Linked DNA regions of Mus musculus: region 1 is linked to region 2. Evidence: chromatin loops called from intact Hi-C (ENCODE). Cell type or tissue: left cerebral cortex. All regions are shown on one strand. Links, peaks and the distances in the headings refer to the core of each region. The heading gives the core; the rest is flanking DNA. Region 1 overlaps Pou2f1 (POU domain, class 2, transcription factor 1). Region 2 overlaps Pou2f1 (POU domain, class 2, transcription factor 1).

Evidence for each region. A loop is a pair of places that touch in the nucleus more often than their neighbours do. Peaks named below come from ENCODE experiments on the same cell type or tissue, not always from the same donor. Only the 100,000 strongest peaks of a DNase experiment are listed, where the experiment ranks them.
Region 1: it touches region 2 in a loop (2.0-fold over the local background); 5 of 42 quality-filtered maps call a loop at or near these places.

What each region holds. Positions count from the first base shown.
Region 1 is chr1:165,961,521-165,973,500 of GRCm38, reverse strand. The region is part of intron 1 of Pou2f1 (POU domain, class 2, transcription factor 1); the gene reads left to right. Among named protein-coding and RNA genes, the nearest start is that of Pou2f1, 35 kb to the left of the region's middle. In left cerebral cortex, for the core only: a CTCF peak has its summit at 6,273; a DNase peak (open chromatin) is centred at 6,269.
Region 2 is chr1:165,907,343-165,919,322 of GRCm38, reverse strand. It overlaps Pou2f1 (POU domain, class 2, transcription factor 1), which reads left to right. Exons shown (of 16, transcript NM_198932.3): 3 at 2,301-2,401; 4 at 4,160-4,213; 5 at 5,974-6,096; 6 at 7,847-8,035; 7 at 10,317-10,443. Among named protein-coding and RNA genes, the nearest start is that of Gm32999, 64 kb to the right of the region's middle. In left cerebral cortex, for the core only: no CTCF peak of the experiment used is centred there; a DNase peak (open chromatin) is centred at 5,058.

The DNA of each region.
Region 1 (11,980 bases), core at 3,621-8,620, 54 kb before region 2:
TGAGTTACATCCTCAGCCTTAGGATGAGTTTTGTACATAGTTTTAAATTATCTCTGTTCTCTTTTAACATAGTAGCTGTAGTATAGATACTTAATAATCCCTTTGTTCTTTTAATGTGGCCTAATGAGGAAAACAAAATTTTCTTTTTAGATTTATTTATTTATTTATTGTGTATGCAGTATTCTGCCAGCAAGAATGCCTACAAGTCAGAAGAGCATATCAGATTGCATCATAGATGGTTGTGAGCCACCATTTGGTTGCTGGGAATTGAACTCAGGACCTCTGGAAGAGCAGACAGTGCTCTTAGCCTTTGAGCCATCTCTCCAGCCTGAAAGATAAATTTTGTATGTGGTATTTTTTTTTTTTTTGCTGTTCGATTCAAGAGTTATTCAGGTGCATACTTTGTTTTAATTATGAGAAACAAAAGATAAATCAGAAACAATTATTGCCCTCAAAGGGAATAGTTTCTGGAAGCAGTTTATAAATTATAAATATGGCTGTTGGCTTAGTTTTGCTCTTTCATGTATTAGGAGTGATCATTTGCACTTGAGGTGAGCGGGGTAGTACACCAAGATGGAGCTAGGGCTGTCCATTCTGAGTGGAAAGCTGGCGCAAGAATACAGCAGATAGGATGTCGACAGGTAGATTATGATTCTGGAGAGTAAGACTGCACTTCCAAAAGAAGGAAGAGCTGGGGAAGCAAGGTCTAATCGAGGAGAAAACGCCAGCTGTGTTTGGAGCTAAAGTAGTCTTCTGACTAGTTTGTGTGTGATCTTAGGCATCAGATGAAGGTAGACAGTAGGGAGCCACTGAAGTTGCATTGGGTGGATTAATCCAGTAGCATAGTTGGTAATGAATAATGAGATGATTTTTCATTGCTGTATCTTTTATTTTCTGTAAAATTAAAATAAATGTAAACTTAATTTAGCTGTCAAATAACAGTAAGAATCTTCACTGATGAATATGGAAGCAGGAACATGCTTATGTTCTCATACTGCACCTTTTTTGTTTTTTCAACAGGGTTTCTCTGTGTAGGCTGACTGTCTTGGAACTTGATCTGTAGACCAGACTGGCCTTGAACTCAAGAGATCTGACTCTGCCTCCCTGCCTCCCTGCCTCTGCTGAGATTATCTTGTCAATTTAAAAGTCTATGGTCTATGGCTTAGGCAGGAAATAGGGGTGGGACATTGGGAGGAGAAAGAATTCTGGGAGAGAAGGAGGCAGGGAGAGGAACCTGAAATGATGGGAGGAGGTGGACGCATGGTACCTGAGCACAGGTGACCAGCCACGTGGAAAAATGTAGGTTATATGGGTTGTCTTTGATTTAATCAGAGTAGAGCCTAGCTAGATGGCCAAGGTATTTGTAAATATAAATTGAGCCTAAGTCTTATTTCTGGGAGCGTGGGGCTGAGAGGCAAAAAACAGACCTAACTTAAACATCTGCCTTTGTGTGTACCACTGCATATCTAATACTGTACCAATTTATAAAACTAATTAAATTCACCTTTGTTGACTTGTGGTTTAAAGTTCTGTATTCAGGCTCTTTTGCAGATAGATTAATATTACAAAAACACATTTCTGAATGATACTACTCAAAAAGCCTTTTAGGCTTTTGTGTGTGTTTGTGGGGGGGTGTCTGCAGACTTAATATCCCAGTAATATAGGCCTAGTGAGAATTTAGGCCCTTTCTCAATTACCTCCCCATGCATTCCCTACTCTATACATACTATTCTTTAGCTTTCTCTTGATGTTACATTTCTTTGTAGTTGATGTGACCTTCGCAGAGAAGGGTGTGTACTAAAGTGCTGAGAACTTGGGCTACTAGGTCATATTTGGCAGAGCTGAGATGAGAGGTACTTAAACTTGCTGTGTGCCAGGTATTGTGGCAGATCATGGAGCTCAGATACCAATTGACACATAAGTGGTCTCTGCTCCTTGTAGACGTAGTCTGCAGAATATTTTAATCATTAGTAATTAATGCACTGCTGTAATTGCAAACTGGGTGAGTCCTGTTGGGAAATACTCTGGGGTACTCTGAGCAAGTATAATGAGGAGAAGGGGTGAAGCTGATTTAGAGAGGCATGTGGGGAACATCTTTTGGAAGTGAATTTAAAATGAGGATTGAAATGGGAGAGCATGTAGACAAGGTGCCTTATCTGTTCCTGTTCTATCTTCCAAATAATTAACACAAAGACCTGTTAAGTTTATTAACAAACTGTAAGCCTAGGCTGGGCAGCAGGTTCTGAGCTATTCTAACCCTTTAAAGCTGTTAATATCAGAAAAATGCCCAGTTACTTGCCAATCTGGTCTTGCCTTGGCTTTCTCTGATCCATTTGTCCCCTGCTGTGTCCTGATATATGGAAACCTCCTGGTCTCTCCATGTGGTCCTTCTCTCACTGGGATCCCTGGTTGGGATTAGAAGAAGTCCAGCCTTTCTAATTCCACTGCCTTTGACCAATCAGAAGAAGATGGATATCCTAGGTTTTGGGCTAATATCCACTTATCAGTGAGTACATATTGTGTGAGTTCCTTTGTGAATGTGTTACCTCACTCAGGATGATGCCCTCCAGGTCCATCCATTTGGCTAGGAATTTCATAAATTCATTCTTTTTAATAGCTGAGTAGTACTCCATTGTGTAGATGTACCACATTTTCTGTATCCATTCCTCTGTTGAGGGGCATCTGGGTTCTTTCCAGCTTCTGGCTATTATAAATAAGGCTGCTATGAACATAGTGGAGCATGTGTCCTTCTTACCAGTTGGGGCATCTTCTGGATATATGCCCAGGAGAGGTATTGCTGGATCCTCCGGTAGTACTATGTCCAATTTTCTGAGGAACCGCCAGACTGATTTCCAGAGTGGTTGTACAAGCCTGCAATCCCACCAACAATGGAGGAGTGTTCCTCTTTCTCCACATCCACGCCAGCATCTGCTGTCACCTGAATTTTTGATCTTAGCCATTCTGACTGGTGTGAGGTGGAATCTCAGGGTTGTTTTGATTTGCATTTCCCTGATGATTAAGGATGTTGAACATTTTTTCAGGTGCTTCTCTGCCATTCGGTATTCCTCAGGTGAGAATTCTTTGTTCAGTTCTGAGCCCCATTTTTTAATGGGGTTATTTGATTTTCTGAAGTCCACCTTCTTGAGTTCTTTATATATGTTGGATATTAGTCCCCTATCTGATTTAGGATAGGTAAAGATCCTTTCCCAATCTGTTGGTGGTCTTTTTGTCTTATTGACGGTGTCTTTTGCCTTGCAGAAACTTTGGAGTTTCATTAGGTCCCATTTGTCAATTCTCGATCTTACAGCACAAGCCATTGCTGTTCTGTTCAGGAATTTTTCCCCTGTGCCCATATCTTCAAGGCTTTTCCCCACTTTCTCCTCTATAAGTTTCAGTGTCTCTGGTTTTAAGTGAAGTTCCTTGATCCACTTAGATTTGACCTTAGTACAAGGAGATAAGTATGGATCGATTCACATTCTTCTACATGATAACAACCAGTTGTGCCAGCACCAATTGTTGAAAATGCTGTCTTTCTTCCACTGGATGGTTTTAGCTCCCTTGTCGAAGATCAAGTGACCATAGGTGTGTGGGTTCATTTCTGGGTCTTCAATTCTATTCCATTGGTCTACTTGTCTGTCTCTATACCAGAAGATGGAGAAGAGTGTTTACAAAACAATGACACAGGTGATGCTTCATAGACATAGTAATATACTCAACTCTCTGCTAGTATAGAAATCATGTGTGACCACACCTAGTTAGATAAAATAATTTTGTTGAGAGTTTTGTTAATAGTGTATTCTTAGTATGTAGAAAACTGCATGTACCAGGCAGTCAGTGGCTCATAGCTGAGTGAATGAGTGGAGTAAAAGCTGAGGGGACAGGGAAAACACAGTCTGGATAGGAAAGGCTTGGTAGTTGAAGTAGTTAGAAAAGATGTGGAGAAGCCGTGGGTTTAAGACAGAATTTGTAAGAAAAACTAATAGGATAGTTGACAGTGATAAAGTAATTTTGTTTATCTGTTGTGCCCCAAGCTCAGTATTTCCTTAAACTACCATGTTAGTAATTAGATAAGAGACCTTGTTCAGTGTAGTGAAGGCTAGTGAGAATTTAGTAAGTATTCAGCTGCTGAAAATATTTGTATAAGGTTTGGGTTTTTTCTGTTTTGTTGTTTTGTTTGTTTGATTTTTGTCCTGGGGAGGATTGTACTCACAGGCTCAAGCGTGTCAGGGAGTGCATTACTGACTGAGATATGGTCTTAGCTCTTGATGTATACTGTTTTGTTTTGCATTTTTGGAGTCATGGTCTCATGCTGTAGGCCAGGAAACCCCTGTGTAGTTAACAGGCTGGTCTCAGACTTGGCAGCGCTCTCCTAACCTCAGCCTCTTGGGTGTTAGGTCTCTAGCATGAGCTCTCATGTTGGTTTCCTTGTCTACTTAAAAATAGGACTATGATGCCTGTCAAGGTGGCTCTGTGTTAAGAGTGTTTGCTGAAAAGACTGATGACCTGAGTTCAATTCCTTCCACCTGGTGGAAGGAGAAAAGTGACTGTTGCAAGTTGTCACATGCAAAGGACACACACTAAATGAATAAACAAGTAAAATACGTTTAAATTTAAATGGGGTTTGTGAGATAGCTTGTTGAAGTACCCTGTGATGTGGTTCCTACCTAGGCACAAATTTTGTTCATCCCGTTCTTCCCAGGGAGAGGCAATGATCAGACACTCTCTTGTAAATACCCTAGAGTGAACAGACCTGTCCACTTTTCTTTCCCAAAGAGAATTGCCTTGTTCAAAAAGTCTGTAGTGCTGCATTTGAGAATTAGAGTTAGTGGTGTTAACGTCTACACATGTGAACCCTAAAATAACCATATCCATATCCATTCAAAGAGTGATTCGAAGTGGTTGTTTTCTTTCTCTCAACTTTTGTTTTTTGAAATTAAAATTACACCATTTTCTTCCCTCAGACTCCTCCCATGCACCTTTTGTGCTCTCCCAAATTCATGGCCTTTCCCTTTAATGTTTTTTTCATTTGTTTTAGACAATTTTTGGTCTATAACTGACCTACTTCCATGTACATGCACATAAGTCTAGCTGAAAAACATCCTTTCAAAATAGCTATTTTGGAAAGGGCATACAGTGTTTTAATTTTGCCTGTTATTACAGTTGCCTTTGAGATAGTGCAAAGTTTTAAGTTTTAAGTCTACTCACTGGTACTAGGAGTTGATTGTGGCTTCTGAATACACTGTGTAGTGTAATGTGATTGGGCATTAATTAAATAAGTATCAACTATAAAGTAAGATTTTATAAAATTGTAGCTGACTTTAAAGTAGTTTAAAAGTACTACTTTTACAACATCTCAGCAAATATTGGGAATATGTACACATGTACACATTTTCAGGTAATTTATCAGATGTCAAATTTTAAAAGAGTATATAGTATTAGGAAAACAAAATGATAATATTAGAAGTTACTTTAGCACAACTTTGGGAGAACAGTGTAATACATTGAATTTGAAATGTTTGCACTGTTTAACTGAAATCCGTTATCACTAGTCATTTGTTTATAGAATTAGTTTAAGCTATCAGGGAAAGATATATAAACAGTACTACTTCTTGAAGCTCGGATGTTAGTGGAAGTAGAAATAATTCAATAGAGCATAATATGTTGTTTTAACACACCAGAAATGAGAGCTATGTGTATGATGACTTCTTTTTTTAAAAAGGAGATGTAAAATACATGTATGGCATAAGATGAAAATTTATGTATCTAAGTCACATGTATCAGGAAAACCTGGGAAAGTAAATACTAAATGTAACAGGAATAGGACAGTTTCTTATGTTTTAGACTTATCTGGTTGTTTTATGCTGAGTATCTTTCAAAAACAGTAACCAAATCTATTTTAAAGCCAGACATTATTATCGAATCACTTTATAGCTGTCTTTTTCCTTTTTAAAAAAATTATTTTTAGTTAAGTGTATGTGTGTGGGTTTGTGCCTGTGAGTGCAGGTGTGCACAGAGGTCAGAGGCAGTGGAGCTCTTGGGGCTGGAGTTTAGGTGGTTGTGAAGTCTATGTGCCAAGCTCCTCATTAGCCTCATACAACTATGTTTTTTATTGCTTTAAGCTGACTTTTGTCGTACAAACCAGAGTTATTTATATTTTTGATTAGCCAACGATTCCTAGGACTTGTGATTTCTTGCTCAGTTATTTTTTCATGCCTTCAAGATGACAATCAGTTGATGTTTTTTAGTCTGTTAGCCTTGACTGCACACTTCATCCTGTAGGTGGTGCTCGTGGTTTTTGGTGTTCTTTTGTGCTACTTCTATCTCAACATTTTCCTAATCTGGGAAATCATTTAATACCCACTGTTGTTAATAGAATGCTTATCTTTTATGTAACTCTTGAAAAATCAGTATTTACTATTTAAAGAAATATTTGTAGCAGAAAATAATCTGTATTAAATTTTTTTTTGTAGAGTTTATTTTGCATTTTACTTGTCTACTTAACTACTTAGTGTAATATTGGAAATTTTTATTTTAATTCTGAATTTTACTAGCCAACTCCTCAAAATTCCCCAAGTCTAGCAGAACTAAATTATCACAATGAGTTCTTTTTTAAGTCCTCCCTTCCCTTCTCTTTGTGTGTGACTCTCACTCTTCTCTCTCCCTTTTTTCTCATCTGTCAAGTTCAAGAGCAGCTCAGATGCCATGAATTAAGTGAAGCACAAAAGAGAGAAAGGAGACCCTTTTGAAGAACAAAGGCCTCCCATTAGGCTGCCATGTTCTTTTCTGACCAAAAGTGCACCCTGCATGGTTCCTATTGTTGTCCACATGCCCTGCACATACGGTAAATACAGTAGATCCTCATTACCTCACGTTTTCCTCCCCTTCCTCCTATGCCACACACAACCAGTGCAGCTTTAGGTCTTTGATATCTTTAGGCATTCTTAATACAGATGCTTTATATCCTTTTAAAAACTACAGGGGAAGAAATGGAAGTGGAGAACAGGCACACCAAGTAAAACCCCACAAGAAGGGAAAATTAGCTGTTAGATAAGCTGCAACCCAAGAGCCAGGGCAGGTGGAGGAACCAAAGACTTATGGTGTTATTCTGCTCTGTGCTAGTTAGCATCCTGGCTTTTAAAGTTACAACTTTGATTTATATGGACTATGGATTAGTTATTCTTCTCTTTGTCCATGCGACAGAACAGACAAGCGGGACAAATTGAGTTGCTGAGTGCAGTCTTTAAATGAGAGCTTGTTGGTAATCTGCATGCTTGCCTTTGCTGTCATGTACGTGACTTATCCATAGGTTCATTGCTCTGTTTTCATTGGAAATGAACTGCATTACCTATAGGTTACTACTCGTGTTCTCATTGGAATTGAACTGAATTATCTGTAGGTTTATTATTCTTGTGTTTTCATTAGAATTGACCTAAATCTTCTATAGGTTTGTTATTCTGTATTTTCATTGGAATTGAACTGTGGACTGGGGGAAAAAAAGTTTTAAGTGGTAAATAGAGTAAACTGTGCAGAGCTTGGTTGTTTACATTTTTTTGAGGCAGGGTCTCATGTAGCTCACATTGGCTTTGAACTCACGCTGTAGCTGAGGATGACCCGGATACCTGATGTACCTTTACTTCCTAGTTGCCAAGGTTATAGATGTGTGCAGCAACCCTACCTGGCCAGAAGTTGCTGAAAGTTCATGTTGTATGCATTTGAGATTAGTCTGTACAGTTGTTTTAATGTTGCTGGAAACGCCCGTGGTACTTAACTTACAAAGGAGTGTGTGGTTCTTGATATTTGCTCACAGTTAACTATGGAGGAAAAGACTGTCATTACCAAGCATGTCGAAGTAGCTAAAGGCCTCCTTATTGTACAGCAAACATGGAGTCCTGACGACTAGAGGTTTGGGTATTGGTTTTATTTTTATTCTTTGAAAGAAATTTGACAGTTTTTTGGTATTGTTAAGGAGAAAAGAGATGGAAAGAATGCCAGAGGAGAAAGGATGTACTTTTACTGTAATTTTAAATAAAAACATTTGTTTTGATGTAGGAAAGAGTGAGAACCGACCTTTCGGCAGCATGTGCTTTCTTTCTGTAAGACTGAGCTGACGACAAGCAGTTTGTGGCAGCGCTTACAGGCTGTCTTGAACTCACTGTGGATTATGGGGCTGCCCTTTTAGGATTATAGATATGATTTAGTGAGGTTAAAAAGAACATTAAATAAACCTTTTCTAGAAATAGTGACATTTTATTTTGAAATTTTCATGAGATGAAATTGATGTTCTGGCTTCTTTTTCTACTTGACATTCATATTAAAAATACCTAACATTTAACTTTTTTTGCCCTAAAATTTTTTCACTAATATTGAAACCTGGCTTAATGCGTGTGATTGTAATTGTGTGTGTGTGTGTGTGTGTGTGTGTTTGAGAGAGAGAGAGAGAGAGAGAGAGAGAGAGAGAGAGAGAGAGAGAGAGAGAAGGAGAGAGAAATATTTGAAAAAAATGTGTTTGAGAGAGAGAGAGAAATATTTGAAAAAAATATTTGACCTTACTTAGATGCTTTTTAGGAATAATGAATAGTTTCATGTTTTGAGGGTACAGTAGTCAGCAAGAATCCTTCAGATTATATACTTGACAGCAAAATAAAAGGCAAAAATCTTCTTGCTTTGTGTTGTATAGGTAATTACCATTTCTGTTGACTGTATGCAACGAGGACTCTCAGGCAAGTAAGAGACTTGTTCTAATTTTGTCTTGCTTTTGCCACTGGTCACACAATTTTCCTCTTTTGTTTTTTGCGGGGTGGCATTTGCCGTCAGAAGAAATCACTGACAGTCACACCCAGATTGCTAAACTCCAGTGCATTCACTGATATGTTCTGCTGGGATCACTGGTGACAGCTTTGATACAGGTGCATTGAAACATTTGCCTTTGAGAGATGGAAAGTGAGTTCTCGTTCTTTTATTGCATGCTCTTGTCTCCTGCCATCACATTTCAAGAACAGTTTTGTTCCTAGCATTCGGCCTGTCACTAGTGCCCCGCTGTTTCTCTTTGCTAATCAGAATGTCCCCTGCACATCCAGACAGTTCATACATGGAGGGCTACTGCTGTGAAATAAATGTGACTCCAGGCCTCCAAGGTTGTGGTCATAATTTTATAAGTTAGTATTGATTTTTAACATTTTGTATATTATGCTGTAAATGAAATTGAACTTACATTGTTTTAAATAGTTTCTTTTAGAACCATTAGCTTTAGATTTAAAGACATGCTAGGTCTTTAAAATATACCGTTGTTCAATTATAACCATAGTACACAGAATTAGAAAAATCAAGTAAACAGTAACTTTTAAAATCAGAAAGAATACCCAGGGAAGTGGTGATAGAAGCAATTTAGAGCTGTGAGCCAGCTTTCCTCTTTGAGCTTTCTTTGAAGCTATTTGAACAGTTGCTGGGGTAATTTTAAACATTAAATGTATTTGTGACTAAAATCTTCCTTCTCTAGCTACTAGCTACCAAAGCCTCACAGTGGTCTCATTATATAGAATTTAAATGATGGTTAAAAGAGACAGGGAATAATAAGGTTGGTTAAACCTATATTTATTAAAAGATAGAGCATGAAAAGATTTGAAGCCTTATAGTAGTTCAAGGTAGTAGGATTCATAAAAAGTTGAGATGCCCTCCCAGAACCCCTGCTCCCCCCCCCCCCCAAGGATAGATTTTGACTTAAAAACATTCATCTGTGCCCTGGGGAGAGAGATGGAATGAAACGAAGACTTCAGAAAGTTTCCTTGGAAGACTTAGAACTGGGAATGGAAAGTAGAAATTAATGAACTATCAAGAGAGAAACAATTTTTATTTCCACAAACACTGATGAAAACCGGAGGACAGACAGTGATCCTTAGGCCACTCTCCACGTGCTCCTTGTGACTCACGTGCTCTGTCGCCACGTTCTGCAACCCATGCTATCTGTATTTACTTGGCCCAGGGGCAAGGGTTGGTTTTATGTTTTCAGATGTGTAAAAAAAAATTAGAATGAACAAGATTTTATGGTATATTAAAATTATTTGAAATTGAAATGCTAACAGATAAAATTAAACTTAAATCAAGACACAGAAATAGCCACTTGTATATGTATTGTCTTTGGTATTTCTAGCTGTTCCTGGGCTGCAATGATAATATGGAGTAGTTGTATCAGAGACTATATGGCTCATAAAAGCTAAATTTCATGCTTATTTCCTGGCTATTTACCCAAATTTGCTGGTCACAGAAATGTAGCATGTTTTCTAAACTAGAAGTTCTTGGCCATTAATGAAATTCCTTTATACCTTTACCCGGTAAATAATTTTATTATTATTATGCAGTACCTGCATAGTCAGTGTGTTTTTGTTCTCCATAATACTCCCTTGGTTGAGTGTTTTGTGTTTTTTTTTTTTTTTTCCCCTTTAGAGATAGGGTCTCCATAGATAACTCAGTCTACCCTTGAACTCATGATCCCCCAATGATAGCCTTCCACGCTTGGATTATAGGGGCTTGAAGGCTAGCAAGTATTTAATTACTTCTGGTTCTCTCATTTGAATTATGAAAAAAAATTATTTTTCAGAAGTCAGTCTAATTTGCTGTTCCAAGTCTACTGAAAACTTTGTAGCTCTATCTTTATTCATGCTTACAAAAATTACAAGAACTTAAACATCAGAATTGCTATTTGCTATTTGGAAAAGCTACATTGAGATGAGCAGTTAGTCTTTTCTTGAAGGTATTAGTACTAACAGAGGTTATGTATTGGATACTTTAAGATACATTAGAAGTGAGTGCTGTCAAGATGTCTTAGTAGCTGAAGGTGCTTGCTGTCAAGCCTTTCAAACCCACATGTAGAAAGACAAAATCAACCCCTGTAGTTGTCCTCTGACCTCCACATACTGGCCCTGGTTCACCCACACAATAAATAAATGAATAGTTTTCTAAGATGTACTAAGTGATCACATTCTAAACATATGCTGCCAACACTGGCTTATCTTTCTCTTGTTCTCGGGTCTGCTTTGTTCATCTCCTGTCAGACGTAGGAGAAGTGTGGTAGTTGTTGGGAGTAACATGGAAGTCTTGTAATATTCTGAATAAAAATTTAGGGTAACTTCTATTAGGAGTTTTTGAGTTGCCTGGGTAAAGGGAGTACTGTGTGCATGAGGATTTGAACTTATACTCCATTTCTCTTCTTTCTATTAAGCCTCACTTGCCTCAGCCAATAAAAATATGAGATTTAAATACTAAATGAGAAGCTGTAGAGTTTGCTTGACAGTTAACAGTTGCTGCCCTTCAGATGACCCAAGTTTGGTTCCCAGTGTCCGTATCAGGCAGCGTCAGAGGATCTGATACCCACTTCTGGCCACCCACAAACACTAATAAAAACCTTTTAAAATAAAGCAGAAGAAGTTAGTAAGTTTACCAGAGGTAGAAAAGCTGTAGTTAATTTTCTTGCTTTCTTTCCCTTCCCGAGAAATCGGGCCTGACTGGACCATGCTGCTTATGATTGAATTAACTCATAGAGGAAAAACAAAAGCCAGAACCATTGATTAAACATTTATTCTGAGTGAACAACTGCTACTAGATAAAGATGAGACCTCATAGCTAAGTTTTCTCAGCCCTTATCATATCTAAGCAGTAATGAGTGATAGTTCCTTCACTTCTTAGTGACTACTTCACACAAATGTAAGGGTTATTCTATATAGACCTTTCCTGCATGTGTAAACTATTCCGTTTGTGTGGTGGTTTCAAAGAGAAATGTTTCCTGTGGGCTCAGGTCCTTGAACGCTTAGTCCCCAGTTGGTGCTGTTTGGGAGTTGGTACAGTCTTGCTGGAGGGATTGACCACTGGTTTGTGAAGTACTGTGAACTTTTACCCAGAACTTTCCTTCTTTGACACCCTTGACCACTCACTCTCTCTCTTGAAACTGCCCTCCCTGGAAGCTGAAATCACGCCTCTGTTTCCTCTC
Region 2 (11,980 bases), core at 3,066-8,065:
TACAAAAATCCACAAGTTGAAGGCTCAGGAAAGCCAAGTTTGTTATACTCACAGGTCCAGGAGACAGGGAACATTTGTGACACCCCTGGAAAAAGCGGATAGTTAGAAGTTAAAAAAAAAACTAACAGACAAAAAACCAGGAGGGAAAAGCTTAGACCACAGAGTATTCACTGATCCTAGGAGAGGCTGTCGCTCCTCAGCCAGAGGGGGTTTTGAGGTGCCAATATATCATAATATTTTTATGGATTCAGATATTTACAGTATAACTACTATCCTACATCCCAACCCCTAAAAGACAGAGTCATATCAATTAGACAGTATTAAGTGCTGATACTATTAACAGTAGTCAACTGTACTCAGATGCTGGAACTCAGTTCTCGTTATTTTAGTGCCTTGTAATTTATAAGGAGCTTGCTATCATTTTATATGGAAACTGAATGTAGAATCAATATGTGAATTTGAATGGACTCTATGCAAATTGGATATGTAATGTTAAACACTGGCACTGTTTTAGAAATACTGTAGCTGGTTCTGATGGCACACATTTGTTATCCTAGCACTTGGGAAACTAAGGAAGGAGAGTCATGAGTTTGAGGCCAGTCTGGGTTCTTTGTGAGACCCTGTCAGGGGTTGGGCGTGGAGTGAAAGATATGAATCTCTACTTTTATATTGAGGAAATCATTACAACAAAAAAAAACAGAATTTTTTAATATAAAGTGTGATTTAACTATCAGACAGCCTCTTATTAAAGTGTTTCCATCAGTAGTAAGTCCTTCTTGCTCCTCACAAAGTCACCAGTGAATTTCTTCTGTGCAAGTAAAATACTCAACTAAGTAGAACAAGAGTAGAAGACAGCCTGAGACCCTCTCTCGGGATAGTCTGTATCATCCTTTCCAACATTAAAAATGATCTCTTCCTAAAAACCACCATAAATGCCATGCCAGTTTTAACCTGCTTGTTCCAATCACTGTATCTCATACTGTGATCAGTAACACTTCTCTCCCACCCATCCCCATCTCAAACAAGGTTTCTTTGTATAGCCTTGGCTGTACTAGAAGTCACTTTGTAAACCAGGCTGGCCTTAAACTCACAGAGGTCTGCCTGACAAAGTCCTCCAAAGCACTAGGCGTGTGACATTGCTGCCCAGCTCAGAAACTCTTAGAGTGGCCACTGTTTCAGTTTTGACCTGCTTTTAAAGCATTGTTGGTGTTCTACTTGTTCTACCTTTTGAAGAGAAATCACTTGTCTTAGTTACTTCTCTACTGCCATGCTAAGACACTACGGCCAAGACAACTTACTGGAGAAAGTTTATCGGGGTCTTATAGTTTCAGAATATGAGTTGTGGCCATTGTGAGCAGACAGGCATGATGCTGTAGAAGCGGAGAGCTCACATCTTGAAACAATAACAATAACCATGAGCTGAAGGGCTAAAAGAGACTGGCATGGGATTTTGAAACTTCAGAGCTCACCCCAGTGGGTCACATATCTCCTCCAAAAAGGCCATACTTCCTAAAAGAGTTTTCACCAACTAGGGACCAAGTATTCAAATACATAGGCCTATGGGGCCCTTCTCATCCAAACTAGCACTCTCTTTACTGTATCTCCTTTTTAGTTAAAATTTTTCTTTATTCTAGAGAAATAATACATGTATATTATAAAATATCATCATATCCACTTCCTATTTTCCTCCGTCTACTCCTCTCCTAACTCCATGGCTTCTTGGCAGGTGTATGTGTGTGTGTGTGTGTGTAAAGGTGGTGGTGGTGGTGGTGGTGGTGGTGGTGGTGGTGGTGGTGGTGGTGGTGGTGGTTTTGGTAAGTACAATTAGTGTTGCCCATATGTATATGGGTTTGGGGCACAGAAAATTTACTAGTAGGCACACCCTCAAAATAGATTGATCCTCCCTCCTACAGCAACTATCAACTACCAGTGGCTCCTCATTAGAGGGATGGAGCCTGAATAATTCTTCTCTATTGTGCTAGAATTTTGACTGGCTTGACCTTGTGGATCTTAAGCAGGTCACTACAGGTACAAGTTCATGGCCATTTCACACACGGAAAACCTTTCATAGCACTTCTCCCCATCTTCTATCTCTTCTGTTCTTTCTGTCTCCTGCCCTCAGAGTTTCTGGATCCCCTCCCATGGTGTCCAGTTTCCATTTTTCCAAATCTCTTCATCTCTTTGAAGATTTAGAAAAGTAATTGTTCAAGACAAGTTCCTACTGATGTTGGTAACTGTAGTTGAATACTTTACTTCATTTGAATGTACTTTATTTAATAGTTATTTTGCTTGCTTTCCAGGCACACAAACCAATGGTCTGGACTTTCAGAAACAGCCCGTGCCCGTTGGAGGAGCGATCTCCACAGCCCAGGCCCAGGCCTTCCTCGGACATCTTCACCAGGTAGACTGTTGACCAGCAGCCATAACTGAGAATGCTGTTAAACAAGGAGGCATGACATGCTAGGGAGGTTATTTCAAATCCTGTGTAACTCTTCTGCTCAATGATTCATGTGGAATTAATACGTTCTGCATAACTAGCTATTGATTCTATAACTGTGTGAACAAAAGATTTTTTTGTTGCATGGGACATAATATAACAGCGAGGTCACTTTTTCCTATGAGCATGAGCTTGAGTCTGTGATGGCTTAGTGCGGCTAGTAAAACACCAGAGTCACTTGAAATTAAGTGGTGACTACCACTACCATGAAACTATTGTCATTTAGGTAGCTACTGATACCGACCACATGCCCCCCCTCCCCCAGTCTAAATCAGAGCATGAATTCTGTTCATTTATGTTTTCACTCTTTTCACAAAAATGTCATTAGACTACCTTTTTTTTTTTTGGAAAAAAATTTTATTTTTTATTTTTTTGTTCTTCTTGAAAATAGGTGAAATTCTAGGAAACTATCCTCAAATTTGTTTTTTAAGCGAAGTCAAATTGGAATGAAGAATGTAGTTTCATTTTAATCCCAGGCACGGGAATGTGGGGCTGCTTCAGACTGTCTGCAGCAGGTGATTATGATTTGCCTTGTGCTTGAACAGAGGCGTGGTTTTGCCAGCTGCAAATAGTTGTATAGACTGTATGATGTTTGAAATCCTGGAAATTTTTCAGAGGATATATGAATGTTAGAATCCCTATAGGTGGGTTGGTGGTTGTTGTTCAGGGGGGTTGATTGTGGCTTGTTAATAGTTCTGCTCAAAGAAGAAACAAGAGGAAAGATATTAAATTCAGGAATCAATCTCTTTGTCTCTCTCTCTCTCTCTCTCTCTCTCTCTCTCTCTCTCTCTCTCTCTCTCTCATCTTGTGATTGGGGTAAAACCACGAGGGTAGGCAAAGGGTGGGAAAAAGAACCCACAAAGCAACAAAGACCAACCACACCATTTTGTTTCACCTTCCATTTATTCTAGTTTATAGTCTTCTCCCTTTTTAGTCTTTCAAGACATTAACCTTTGAGGGGCTGCAAGATAGAAGAAAACAAACTCCCTCAATAAATAAATAAACGAATGAATAAATATTTAATTTTTAAAAAGACTAACAATCTCAGCATCTGTGGAGAGAGAGTGGTGCACATGTAAATTCTTATTCTCATTTTGTCCTTACTTAGATGATCTGATGGTGACTCTTTTCTAAATCAGGTTGCTATCATGATTGCAAAATGATAGTTTTCTAATTGCCTGTCTGTCCCTTAATATGACCATGATTTGAACTTTTAAAAATATGCATTAAATATTGAGACAGATTTTTTTTTCCCCTGTGGCTCATAGGATAAATTCTCTTAACTAATTCTTTTGTTCATAATAATAAAAAACATGCACGGGCATAGTTTGTTTGGGAGATATGTTATGTTTTAGACCCTAAGCAACTTTTAACTACGAATAGAGTGTAAAATAAAGAGCAGCCACCCGGAGAGAATGGCATGCTGACTGATGGTGCGCGTTTAGTGATGGTGCTAATTCAAAAGAAGTTCCTGTGGTTTTCAGTTGGAGGGGAATTATGAGCTTGTATGTAAAGTTTTAACCCCATAAAATAATATCTTTCAATGTTCAATTCTAAGTTGGTGGTATATCTTAGTATCTAAAGTATTTCTTGATAACACCTCTAGTGATAAATGAGAATACTTTAGTTTATTAGGTTCATTATTAACTACTTTCCTCTTAGGTCCAGCTAGCTGGGACAAGTTTACAGGCTGCTGCTCAGTCTTTAAATGTACAGGTAAGTTGGAATATGAGCAAATAGGTCATATTTTCTATTTATTTTTCCATAATTTCCTGTAATGAGCACATAATTTAGAAAAGAAACTACTTGCAATTGTTACTTTTTATTAATTTTATTGTTTTTACAATTTTTATTGCTAAATCCAGGTGGTAATAGTTATTAATGGAAATCAGTTTAATCTGCTGTGTGTGTGAGCCAAAGGTGGACAAAGAAGTTGAGAATGAAGTTCAGGAACACACACTAAACCCAAAATGAAACAGCTTCTCAAGTATTACTCTATTTTCCCAGACTGTGTATCATTATTCAGGAAACACTGGCTAGAGAATCAGGGACCTTGAGTTCAAGTCTCAATAACCTTTGGCAAGTTACAGCCTGCTGGAGGCTTTGTGTACCTGTATTTAAATAAAGACAGCAATAGCATCTTCTCTGCTCTGAACAGAAGTAAAGTTAAAGGGCACTGGAGTCATCACCCAGTGGTTAAGAGCAGTGTACATTGATTGATCTTACGGAGGACTCCAATTCAGTTCTCACGTCAGGGTAATTTGCACAACTCCATAACACTTCAGTCAGCTTTTCCTTATAGTGTTTGGGAAACTAACTGTCAAGAAGGAAACACAGTATTCTAGAAGATTGATCTCAGTGATGCTGATGACTAAAGATTTGGGGTTGAACATTCTCTGAAATCTTGTGGAATATGGACCTAGTAACACATGGAAACAAGGAGAGAAAAAGAGATAATGTGGTCTTCCTTTCTGAGAGAGAGGAGGCAGAAAATTGCCTTGGTTGCCATGGTAAACTTAACATCCCTTAGAGAGATGTTGGCAAACAGGCTATATCTCCAGTGCAGAATGTTTACAGTCCTGCACTGTAATTATCTTTCAGTGACTGGCAGAATTAATCAGAGCTTTTATGTTAATTAGCTTCGCTGTAGTTCCCCAAACAGGTGGTGGAAAATATGCAAATCTATGCAGAATTTTGATACTCTGCATAACCAGTTTTAATTACCATAAAAAATTTCTTTCTAGCCCTTTAAGACCTATATTTCTTGACTGTATTGTTTTATTTTGTTTTGTTTTTATTTTGTTTGTTTGTTTGTTTGCTTGTTTTTTGAGAAAGGATTTCTTTAGCCTGACTGTCCTGGAACTCAAAAACTCTGTAGACCAGGCTGGCCTTGAACTCGAGTGATTAGCTGCCTCTGCCTGGGTCTTCCCAGTGCTGAGATTAAAAGAATGCATCACCACTGTGTTTGTATTATTTTCTTTCAATCTTGTACATTACTTGGTGGGAAATGTTGCACTTAAGAGTTCTTTAAAATAAAATTTAAAAGTTCTGTGGGTCAAGTAATTGAATTGTAAGATGGTATATAAAAAGGTTTGAGACTTGCCACAAAGTATATTCAAAGTGTTAGTTTGAAGGGTCTAATAATAGAAATGAATTGAAAATGCACCCTTTCTTTTATTCTTATTGCTTGAACTAGGGATTTTGAGGTTATTAAAGGTTTTTTTAATTTGTGTAGGACCAATTTAGTTTTTCTTTTAAAAATTTATAATTGCAATTTTTCTGAGGTTAGAATAAAATTTAAGAGTGCACCAGTAGACAAAAAGGCATAGGAGAGAGAAAGGAAAAAGAGAAAACCCCAAACTCAAAATTGAATAGCACATATTTAAATAATTTTTTAATAACAGAGTTAGAAGTACATTTCTTTTAATCACCTATTTGAGATACTTTATTTCATTTCCTACCCAACTCCATTTCAGTCTAAATCCAGTGAAGAGTCGGGAGATTCGCAGCAGTCGAGCCAGCCTTCTTCCCAGCCGCCTTCAGTGCAGTCAGCCATTCCCCAGACCCAGCTAATGCTGGCTGGGGGACAGATAACTGGGGTAAGTTTTCCTTGAGAATGTTGTAATGAACTTCCTATGTCTGAACAGCCACTGGTTGCATCTCATTAAAATGGTTCACTACATCCGGCCCTAGCATGCACTACTGTCCATAAGGAGCTGACGGCTAGATGTGGAGTGCTCCTCTGGAAGAGGAGTTACTTTTGCCATTCTTTACAAGATGTCTTTTTGTTACAGCTGCAGGCATTCAAAATAAACTACTAACTTTTTAACCCACATTAAAAAATAGTGTTGCTTCATTGTGCAAGGGAGTTGTTGCCATACGCAGGGTGAAATTCCAGTTGTGTCATGGCAGGACAATTAAAGAGTGGATTCATAAAGAAACATGTCTTGAACTACCCTGAAATAGAATATCCTGTGTGTGTAATCACTAATCACTCAGGGTGAGTTACTTTCTCTCTCCATACCTCACTTTCCCCTTTTCTAAGTGGAGGTATTAATAATATCTCTTTTAAGTACCATTGTAATTTATGCAAAGCTCTTAAAACAGTGCTTGGCATGTAGCCTTCAGTAAATGGTAGTTATTTTGACTTGTAACAAATTGTCCTCCATGACTGTTAAGCTTTTACATGTTTAGCGATTTCTGTTCTAGACTATTATTTGGGATGGTGTTTCAGTGTTGAACGCGTATGTGACGAGGAGAAGGGAGAGAAGGAAGGAGCTAATCAGGTCCCAGCGCACCAACCTTCCGAGCTTCCGTAGTTAATTTCAGCTGCTGTGACTGCGCTGTCGATGCTTCTTCTAAGAGTGATGCACACTTATGTGCAGTATTTCATCACTAGAGATTATTAATATATGTACTTATTTAAAAATATAAATATACATACACACATTTTAAAGAGTAGGGAATTTTTTAATAGTTTTGCTCAGGTTCGTGTGTTTCTAATAAAATTGATTGGTTAAATTAGACCCTGTTAGTTTAGAGGGCAGGCTGTGATGCTAAATGATTGTTCATGAGACTAGATATATAACATGGTCCTTTCCTGTTTGATCAGACCATGTCACCAAAAGAAAGGCCCAGCACACTTACTACTTTGATGTAAGCATATTTGAAATGATGTGTTATGGAAGTTTATGTTTGTTCTAAATACATTTCTTGCTTTATTGTTAGGGTTTGGGTTTTGGTGATTAGTGTCTAGGATAGATAGATAGATGGGCACTTGGAATTCCAGGTTCATGTACCTTGAAGACTATTAATTCTGGGTGTTTAGATTCATTTGTGTTTAAGAGGGTGGCTCTTACCACCTGTTTCCTAGAGATAATAAGTTGGAAAAAAATGTAAACTTGCAAACCAATGCTTTTCAAGGGCAGGAGATTGGGTAAGGGAGGGTCCTGGAGGAGGATTTTTAAAGGAAACAAGTGTGGCTCCTGATTTTTAGTCACATGTGAAGATGTGATGGAAGTAGTGAAATACGATGGGGATTCAAGCAGCTGGGCCTTACCAGTTCTCTTCCTGCACCTGCCAGCATCCTTTTGTCCCTCATTCATCACCTGCTGTTGGATATAAATGTCTTTGCATCCTGTCAGCATCAGTCCTTTGTTTTCATTCCTTGTCTAAATGATTGTTCAAGTCTGAAGTGCAGACTACTTTAAGTTAAATGCTGTGGTAGAACAGGTAGTTTGTTCATTGGTGGACAGGTTAGCTGTACATTGACCAGTAGTGAGAACCTAATCCCACTTGAGTTACCTATTTAAAGGCACTCAATCTTTCCCTTCATTGTTCTTACTCTAGCTCACGTTGACCCCAGCCCAGCAACAGTTACTGCTACAGCAGGCGCAGGCCCAGGCCCAGCTCCTGGCCGCTGCAGTGCAGCAACACTCCGCCAGCCAACAGCACAGTGCTGCTGGGGCCACCATCTCAGCCTCCGCCGCCACACCCATGACGCAGATCCCCCTGTCTCAGCCCATACAGATTGCACAGGTGAGGAAGGGAAGAGCAAGGTTACTGGGACAGCAAACAGCCAATAAAATGGGAAATTCTCTTCCATATTGTTAGCCTTCTGGTTGCTGCTGTGGGTCTTTAAACACCCAAGGAACTCTGGTTCAAGGTGGCATTATCGCTTCTTCCCTTTTGCTTATTTGAGTTGATATTATAAACATCTAGCTGGTTATTTGAATAAGTGAATGTTTATGTTAAATGAAATTCTTGAGTAAGTAGCTGGCATATTTCTGAGGCAAGGGGTTTCAGTATTCATCTTAATTCATCTTATTAGCCAATCATAGCAGGCAAAAATTCTTCCATGTGCTCTATAGTAAGTGTTGCCACCTTGTAAAAAAAGACAGCAAGTCATCTTTCTGCTGTGGAGTGACTAGGACCATGGAGAACTGCATTAAAATGTTACAGGGTTTCAGTTTTTACGTTTTCAAATAAAATATCCAAAGGTAGTTTAAAAATTACTTAGAGTCATAAAGAATTATAACAAAAGAGAAAATATGTGACCTTGTTTCTCTCAAGGGAGGGACAGGGAGCCTGAGAAGTTGATGTAGCAGAAGCAGGGTAACAGTCTAAGCAGAGTAACTCCTCCTTCTGTCCCCAGGGAGGGGGTGCTGAAGGTGTGACACAGTTTGACGAGATACTTGAAATAGACTCAGACTGATTTTTATTATTACTGTGTGGACATCTGTATCAAGATAGTGTTTTGATTTGGGCCATTTTCTTCATCAAATAAATTATGTTAGTGCCTAAACTTTGAGACTTTACCTGAAATTAATATAAATAGAATGATTTATATGAAGGCATTGAAAAATGTAAGATACTAGAGCCAATATAAAGCTGTATTGTTTTGTTATATCTGACTTTTATGTGAATTTTTAAAATAACTTAACATCAATTCCTAAATTGAATTGGATAAGCTGGTGTCAAATTTCAGGAATCAAATCTTTTATTTTATTGATGGAAATTTTGTTATATCACTCAATTTTTACTTTAGAAAAAAAAATGGAAGCCAGGTGGCACACGCCTTTAATCCCAGCACTTGGGAGGCAGAGACAGGCGGATTTCTGAGTTTGAGGCCAGCCTGGTCTACAGAGTGAGTTCCAGGGCAGCCAGGGCTACACAGAGAAACCCTGTCTTGAAAAAATAAACAAAAACAAAATAAAAAACAAAATAAAAAAAAATGGGTCAAATATTCAAATCCCTTTTTCCTCACTTAATTTTTCAGGAACATTTAGTCTTTGTTTAGATCAGAGCTAAATGAACAGAACTTATAGAATGAATGCATATTAATTTATTAGCATTTATTAGAGTAGTTTACAGGCTATGGTCTGGCTAGTCCAATGATGGTGGTCTTTCAGTTCATGCAGCTGGATGTCTTAGCTAGTCTTTATTCCGTCTTGAACTCTTCTATTACCAGCAGAGGAATTCCTCAGCAACAGGATAGATGAATATAACCAGAGGGAAAGAGCACAGAGACAGGAAGCAAAAGGGTCCTTCTTCCCTGTTCCTTTATGTGGGCTATCAGCAGAAGGCACAGGCCAGATTGAGCATGGGTCTTCCCAGCTCAGATGAGCCGATCAAGAAGAGCTCTCAGAGGCATGCACAGATGCTCGCATTTTAGTTGATGCCAGAGGCGGGCAGGTTGCCATCCAAGGTTACCTATCTCAGTGGTGGCAGGTGGAAGTAGAGAGTTAACTCCAGACTTGTCTTCTGATCTCCACATGCATGTGTGGCTTACACAAACCTCATCACACACTAATAACAATAAAACTAAAATTGAAAACTGCCTCCCCCAGAACATTTATTCTCTATTCATTTATTCTGAAAGTATTTTAGGTAACCATTGAAAATTGGGCTTAACACAATCATGATTCTATATAATATACATCATAACCTCAAAAATAACTTCTTGCAGAGGCCCTAAGTTTTTTCAGTTTTGTTTTTGATAATTGCTGTTTGTGTGTGTAAATCAAAACAATTCTCAGGAGTCAGTTCTCTCCTTCCACCGTGGGTCTGAAGATCACACTTAGGTCTTCAGTCTTGCACAGCGAGCACTCCTACCTACTGAGCCTTCTCTGGCCTGAGGCCTGAGCATTTCTCACACACTGACACTGTTGGAAGCCACACTGTTGGGACATGAAAAAAAGCTGAGTATTGTCTCATTGTTATTTGATGTGACACAAGTCTTTGCCTAGGAACCTTACGACTAATCCAGCTTTCATTTCAGGATCTCTCTCTAATCTGTGTTTTGCTTCTGAGCCTTTAGGATCTTCAACAATTGCAACAGCTTCAGCAGCAAAATCTCAACTTGCAACAGTTTGTGTTGGTGCACCCAACCACCAACCTGCAACCAGCACAGTTTATCATCTCACAGACCCCCCAGGGCCAGCAGGGTAAGCGTCTCTCTAAAGCTCCTCAGTGGTGCAACAGGGCTGTGCACTTTGACCTAACAGTGTCCATTCGAGCAGTGCTTTCATTCAGTGTGGTTTCAAACTACCAGTATTGATGAGAACTATAACAGTGCCTTAAATCAGGAACATGGTTACATATAAGAATAAAAGACCTGAAAAACCAGTAAAGGCTAGCTTACTAAAGGAAATTTCCAGGACTTTAACCTGAAATCATGCAACTTAATTGTTTCCAAGGCTCAGTTTATTTGCAAATCACTGGATAAATGAGAAAGGTAGTTTTCTGAGTCTCATTCCAAAATTTTAACTAGTTCTTTGTGAAGATGCATTTGAATGTCTGATATCTTCCAATGTTTTCTGTGGGATATTTGAAAACAAAACACTAAAGTAAAAAAGTGGCATTAGCCATTTGTATTAAGAAAGCTTGTTTACACTGGAACTTGGGGAGGTTAGAATAGTCAAGAGTAGATTTAGTAATACTTGTCAGCAGAGTTTTGCAAGGTCGTGTTGAGATGCTGAGCTATGATTATGAGAGCAGGAGAGAGAAGATGATATCGCAGATAGACAAGACTTGGGCAAGGCATGGTAGAACTGGCCTTTAATCCTAGCATTTGGAAGTCAATCAGAGGCAGGAGGATCTCTGAGCTTAAGGCCAGCTTGGTTTATATAGTGAAAGCCTATCTCAAAATAAACAAAATAATATAAGAAAGGACTTGGTGGCCAGTTACGTTTGGTCAATGGTAAGGACTGGGTGTCTAGGTGATTAAGTTTTTAGGAAACTATAAGTGTTGGTAGGTCATAGAAAGATGTATTCATGATAATGAGCAAGCTTCAGTAAGCCCAGCACTTTGAAATAGCAGGGATACATAGAGTCTGAAGATAATACTGTTTTGGTTTGTGGATCAGAACCAATAAATTGTTTTGTCTTGTCACAAGCTCATATGCAATGTTTCAACAACATTTGAAACTAAGTACATAGATTAAGTTCTTCAATGCAAATATATTCTGGGTTGCCCCTGTTTTTATAACATTGCAAAAAAAAAACCAAACTAGACAATAGCAAAACCCTATAGAGTTCAAACATCAACTGAGTACATACTACAAATGCTTCCAGGGCTCAAGACAAAGTCTCACTATGTTGTCCAGCCTGACCTCTAACTTTGGGGCTCGAGTAACCCTCATGCCTCAGAGCAGCTGGGACTGTAGGTGTATGCCTTTACATCCATTTTACTTATTGAAAACTTTTAAACTAGGATTGTCCAGTATGGAGAGTTGCTAACATGTCAACTTTCATCAATGAAGAGACATGTCCTAAAAACTTGAAAATAGCATCTCCCACTTAGAGGATTGCCTGCTTCTTTCAGAAATGGTTTCTCTTATTCCCAGATTCATTAAAGCAGTAGTTCTCAACCTGTGGGTCGTGGCCCCTTTGGGTTTCAAATGACCTTTTCACAGGGTTCACACATTAGATATGCTGTATATCAGATATTTACATTACAGCTCTTTTTTTTTTGGGGGGGGT